2 separate regions of the Homo sapiens genome follow, and region 2 is linked to region 1. A link is a loop called in an ENCODE intact Hi-C map of the cell type or tissue named here. Cell type or tissue: endothelial cell of umbilical vein. All regions are shown on one strand. Links, peaks and the distances in the headings refer to the core of each region. The heading gives the core; the rest is flanking DNA. Region 1 holds the start of MIR5193 (microRNA 5193). Region 2 overlaps SEMA3F (semaphorin 3F).

The links. Peaks named below come from ENCODE experiments on the same cell type or tissue, not always from the same donor. Only the 100,000 strongest peaks of a DNase experiment are listed, where the experiment ranks them.
Region 2: it touches region 1 in a loop (4-fold over the local background); 1 of 110 quality-filtered maps calls a loop at or near these places.

What each region holds. Positions count from the first base shown.
Region 1 is chr3:49,804,789-49,807,684 of GRCh38, forward strand. It overlaps INKA1 (inka box actin regulator 1), which reads left to right. Exons shown (of 2, transcript NM_203370.2): 2 at 1-242. The coding sequence ends at 199. It overlaps UBA7 (ubiquitin like modifier activating enzyme 7), which reads right to left. Exons shown (of 24, transcript NM_003335.3): 22 at 1,285-1,377; 23 at 1,109-1,209; 24 at 421-649. The coding sequence ends at 520. MIR5193 (microRNA 5193) reads right to left here and starts at 1,457; the gene lies at 1,349-1,457. RefSeq lists enhancers at 1,428-1,722, 1,709-1,988, 2,618-2,896, 2,719-2,888. In endothelial cell of umbilical vein, for the core only: no CTCF peak of the experiment used is centred there; DNase peaks (open chromatin) are centred at 823 and 1,593; H3K4me3 peaks cover 962 bases; H3K27ac peaks cover 2,296 bases.
Region 2 is chr3:50,169,209-50,172,104 of GRCh38, forward strand. The region is part of intron 2 of SEMA3F (semaphorin 3F); the gene reads left to right. Among named protein-coding and RNA genes, the nearest start is that of SEMA3F-AS1, 15 kb to the left of the region's middle. RefSeq lists a silencer at 530-740 and an enhancer at 1,156-2,129. In endothelial cell of umbilical vein, for the core only: no CTCF peak of the experiment used is centred there; a DNase peak (open chromatin) is centred at 1,683; H3K27ac peaks cover 2,500 bases.

The sequences.
Region 1 (2,896 bases), core at 234-2,733:
CCCTCAGTTCCTGCTTGGCCTCTCTGAGCAGCTTCGGCGCCGGCTGGCCAGGGCTCGGCGGACAGCTATGGCAGGAAAGCGGCTGTCATGCCCACCTCGCCCAGAACCTGAACTGCCTGCGGATGTCTCACGCTTTGCAGCTCTCATGAGCTGTCGTAGCCGCCAGCCCATCATCTGCAATGATGTCAGCTACCTCTGACCCTGCCCTCCAGCCTGGGACAATAAAAGCCTTTTTTCTAGACTGTCCTGGCTCCATACCCCTGAGGCACTAAGAGGCAGCCCCAGCCCTGTGAGGCACTGCCCAGGGAGACAAATCTTCTGAAGAGCTTTTTTTCTCTGTGTGAAGGTCCCTGTCATGCCCATGTCACACCCGTGTGCATTAGTGCACTGTTTTCTATCGTCCATCCTCTCTGCAATGCCTTCCTTTAACAAGCATTTATTGAGTGCCTACTGTGGGCTTACAATGCAGGGCTTGGGATCCGGGGCTCCATTGAGCTAGGTGACAGGGTGGCTGCCTTGTCACAGCTCATAGTGCAGAGGTGGGAAGGCAGTGTCCTCGTCGTCACCCTCACAGCTCAGCTCTAGCACCAACACCCGCTGCCCAGGAGCAGGTGCCTGGCCTGTCAGCTGCTGAACCAGTTCTGTCACCCTGGTAGGGGTGGGTTTAGGGGAGATTGGAGAGGTGAGCCATGGCAAGCAGAAGGCAGCCTGGCATGGACTAGAGAGGGTGCTGGCAGGCCGTCAGGAGCCCAAGCCAGGAGCAGGAGCTGCTCAAGACAGGAAACATCTGAAACTATTTTAGGAGCAGCTGATGAGGCAAGCAGGAGGCAGGAAGCTATGGGTCCCTTGGGAGTGGGCTGTGAAAGGGGGGCTGTGCAGCATGTGGGGAGCCCATGGGGCTGGCCAAATAGGCAGCTCCTGAAGACTCCTCCTCAGGCTCTCGGCCCTCACCCCACCTCCAGCCTGTTTGCTGGCTCCATTTGGGGAAAGAATGCTTGGGAAGGTGTGAGGGGCCCAGAATGGGGCTGGGAAGACAAAAGGCAGTGTGGTCCCTAGCCCCAGCCTCCAGGGACTGGTGGGGCCTGTCTAAAGCCCCAAGTGGGCTCACCTGAGGGGCAGGTGCTGGGCCTGCTTTTCAGGTGACCATCCGGCCGCATAGAGCAGGGCTGAGCCGTGCAGCAGGATCCTCACCCTCAACCCGTGCTGCTCCTAGAGGAGAAAGGTCAGACACCAGCTGGGCCGGGCTGGGCTGAGCCTGGGGGTTGGGGTAGCAACAGGGCACACCTGAAGATGAGCCAGCAGCGACTCCAGGGTCCTCTCAGGCTGCCCAGCTGGTACCTTCAGACGGTCCCAAGAGGTCCACTTCAGGTGATGGAACTGGGATGAGGTAGAGGAGGAGTCAGAGACTTCTTACCTCCCCCCAACCCCCATCCCAGTTACCAGCAGCCTTTCCTAGGGGAAGAGCTGGACTAGCAGGAAACAGGAGCCAGGGGGTGGGGGGTGGGGGGGAGGTGGGATCTGGGCCCAGAGTCTCAGCCCCCTCCCCGTCCAGGCCGGGGCCAGCACAGGAAATGGGGCTATGGGGCCCGCACAGGGAAACAGACGATCCATCACATGGGCCAGTTGTGAGAGTGGGGGATGAGGGGGTGGTGCTTCCTGAGGAAACCCAGAGCAGGGCCCCTGCAGCCTCTGATAAAGCTGCTTGTTCCTCAAAGACAAGGCTGGGAGCTGGGGGGCACATCCTGTCCCCCAATCTTGTATGTACTGCCAGTGCCTTGGGCTACTCATTGGGACACAGGGGCAAAGGGCACAGTGACCACCAGGGCCCCACTGTCCCAGAGACCCCAGCAGGGATACAATGCATAGAGGCTTCCTCCTCCTGTCCCTTCCTTCCTTCCAAGAGTCTTGGGGTTCTGGGACCTAGAGCTAAGGACAGAAGGATGGCTGGCAGGTATCTAGAGACCAGGACAGGGGGTGCTTATCAGCCCCTGAGAAAACACACTGGGGTCAAGCTGAGACTAGGCTAGAGGTGAGATGGGGGCTTCTCCTTCACCTGCTTCACTCTGTGGACAAAGGCAGCCTGTATGCTGGTTAGAGGCAGGGTGCCTCACAAAGGGGCTCTGTGTGCTAGTCCAGAGGGACCCCAGGCTGCTCAGCAGAAACCCAGTGCTGGCCCATGACCTCTGCCCTCTCCCCTCATGAGGGCATTCCTTCTACCCTCATCCTTGCCCCAAGGAAATGCCAACTGCAGAGCCTGGGCACAAGGCTGGAGGCATTCACAGCGCTGCAGTCACAGGAACACAAATGCCCACAAGCCCAGGAACACACACATGTGTGCCCACATGCATCTCCATGCATGCCCACATTGAGGACACAGGAAGATGGGAGCCCTGCACTCCCATCTGATGCACAGATGTGCAAACTTGCTCCTTCCATACCCACACTCCGGGGATGCCCAGACCCCAGTTGCACTCACAACTGTGACACAAATACACTCAGGGCTGCAGACCCCACACCTCTAGTGGCAAGCCTATTACCTTTTAACTCAGCTTGTAGGAGGTAGGCCAGGGCCCCCGTACCATGCAGGGGGAAGCTAGACTCTTTCTGGGGCTGATGCCCTGGTCCCCTCCCCACTACCTACCCCTCAGGGGTACTCCAAGGAAGGAGGGGACTGTGGGGGATGTCTGGCTCCACTAATGAGTTAAAGCTGCAGCTCCCCCAGATCCTGGGCTTTGGAGGATTGGGGGTGGGGATGGCTGACGGCTGCTTCCTGTGTCTGACAGGTCCCAGCCTGGCTTCATAGCAGGAAGAGGGCTGGAGGGAGTCTTCAGGACTTCTGCACAGTCTGAGTTTCAGTGAGAGCCGGCAGCTAGATTGGGGCCTGTATGGGCAGGTG
Region 2 (2,896 bases), core at 186-2,685, 360 kb after region 1:
AGGGCTGTGGACACGCCTCCTCAGTGCCTGTCCTCACCTGCCCGCACCTTTAAAGTAAGGTATCACCAGCTGCTTCCCAGATATGAGGGACCGGGGGCCCCCAGGACCCAGCCCCGTGTGCCTTGAGAAGGTCCTGCCTCTGGACCTGTGCCAGGCCGCTTTGGGCTGGGACCCCAAGTGCTTGATGGCCATGAGAGAGTCCTGGAGGCCAGGAATGGCTGCGGAAATGAGGTGTCTGATGCCAGAAAAGGCTCTTCCTTCCCGATGATGGGAAAATCCTTCCCGGATGTCACCCCTCCCAACCTGTGCCCAGCCTGGGTGAGAGTATGGGGGTGGGGAGCCCTTCCCAGGAGACAGCACCCAGGCACACCACCCTTCCTCCCCCTAAGGTCAAAGCTTATCTGGGCTGGAGTCCTGATCCCCACAGAACCCTTGATTGTGCCCAGCCCCTCCCTCAACATTGCCATGGCATTCGAGGAGGCATGGCGCTCCTGCTGCCAGAGCCGGGCGTGGGACAAGTGGAGCAGATGTGGGGATTGGCCTTAGGACATGACCAGGCTGGGTCTGCATCAGCCCTGGCCCCCACTGATGCCACCTCAGGTCCCAGGTTCCTTTGTTCCTTCTGTCCCAAGTCCCTGTCCCTTAAGGGAGCTGGGGCCTGGTAGGATCTGGCACCTGCTGATGGCAGGTTTTGGAGGAGGATACCCAGGGCTACTTGCCCACCCCCTGCTCTGACTCAGGCTGCTTGGAGGAGTGAAGGCTCCCAGTTCCTTTGCCTCATGGTGGAGTGGGGAGCAGGGGACAGGACACCCTGTGACCTGGGTTGAGTACCACTCTCCTTTGGGCCTCAGTCTTCCTGTCTGCAGCTGGGGGTGCAGGGCTGTCACAGGGCTCCTTGTTTCCCTTTTCACCTACAGTCTGGCATGAGTGGGGTCAGAAGTCCAGCTGTGGGTTGAGAAGGCTGGAACCTTACACCTTCTTTGCTCTGGGACCCGGGGAAGTTCCCACCCCTCTCCACCTTGGTTCCCCTCTGGTAGGCTGGGTTTGGATGAATGGTTTGGGATTTAGCTCTATTCCTGTGGGTTGGGGATGGGGTAAGGACACACTGGAGTTGGGAAGGCTGGAGCTGAGTCCACAGGTTGCCTCTTCCTGCCTTATAGCCCTCTCTGCTCCCCAATCTAGCACTAGGAAATGGAGTAGCTGGGGTGGGAATGGGGATGGATGCCCTACAAGAGATAGCGACACGTGGAAGCCTGCTTCCTTGGGGAAGGACTTGGGACCTCATTCCACTCTCCTTTCCCTGAAAGGCAGAGACACCCATGAAGGATGGGTTGGGGGAAGACCTGAGGAATGCCAGGCCGTGAGCCTCTCTCTGAGATCAGAACGGGGTCACTGATCCTCAGGGTCACTTTGAATATCAGTACCAGGAGGGCCTGAGAGATGGTCTAGACTAGAGAATGAGGCTCAGAGAGCGAGAGTGCCCCCAACTCAGGTCATGAAGCTCACCCAGAAACTCAAGCCATAGCCAAGGATCCCTGATCCTGGGTCCCACCCCTTCCCCACCATGCGCGACCTCCTGGGGCTCCCCCTCCCCCCACACTGTTTCCACAGTGACCAAAGCGTCACGTCCTGTGACACCAGAGCCATTGACGCCATATCCCGTGGCCACTGGGAGGGGTCCCGCAGGTCCTGAGTCATGTGCCCTGTCCACGGGGAGCGAGTCACCTTCCGGCCCTGGCCCTCCTGGCAGGCAGTCTCTACCACCAGGACTGGCTTCCCCTGGGCCTCCCCCTCCTTCAGCCATGGACCTAGGTGGGAATCCCACCCCCATGCACTCTGGCATGTCACATCCCTTCCCTGTGCCCTGTGCCCTTGGTATTGTGAGCACAGGGCTTTGTGCACAGCGGGTGTTCGATAACTGAGCAAGGGGCTCCCTCCACCCCCACCTCCACCCAGGGGCAGACTGGGGGCAGCAGGCAGAGAGGGTCGAGGCCAATCCTCTGCCCCTAAGCTGGGACTCAGTTTCCTCATCCTCTGAGTGTTCTCTACGGCCTTTCTCACAGAGGGAGCTGGAGTTTGGGAGTGCTGGGGCTTTGCAAGAGGGTAGGGGACTCGGACTTGGGCCTCGGGCTCTGGGAGTCTTGGTGCAGGGTTGATATTATAGAGGCCCAAGGCTGCGCAGGGTTGGAGCTTGGGGATTATGGCTGATTGGGTTCCTGGGGGCTTAATGGCTGAAGCTTCCCCTTACCCGGAGTGCCCGTGTCTGAAGGCGCCCACTTAAGCCTCTAGCCCCTCCCCCTGCCATTGCCCCCAAAGTGCCCCCTAGCCCAGGGGATGGGTAAGGGCATGACCGAGCCATGCCCCCAGCCAGGGTATAAATAACCCCTGGCGGGCTGTCCCAGCCTGGGGGGGCTCCACTGGCAGCCCCACTTCCTCTCTGGCCACTTCCCAGCCCTGGGGGTGGGGGAATGTTTACTTTCCTGTTGTCACTGTGGGTGAGCAGCCAGGCGGGTGAGCGGCCAGGCGGGGGACTCCGAGTGGCCCAACAACAGGTGCGGGACAGGTGCCTGGGCCGCCCTGCCCAGGACTTCAGAGGCGCCGCTGGACAGGCGGGTGAGGCCATCGCCAGGCAGGATCGGCCCTTTGATCCCTCGGCGTCCCTGCGTCCCAGCGGTTGGCCAAGGTCATCACCTGCATTCCCTTGTCACCGCATAGTCAGGGCCAGGCAGGGCAAGACCTTTCCTTACCCACTAGTTTCTCAGAGTGAGGTCCTGGGACCAGACATGGGCTCTGGGTCAGCTGGTGGAACCCCCTGACCCCAGCCCACCTCTGCCCCACCTTCAGGCTGTGTCTAGGGCCTCGGATCCCAGCTGTTCTCCCCCTCCAGGTGCCTTGG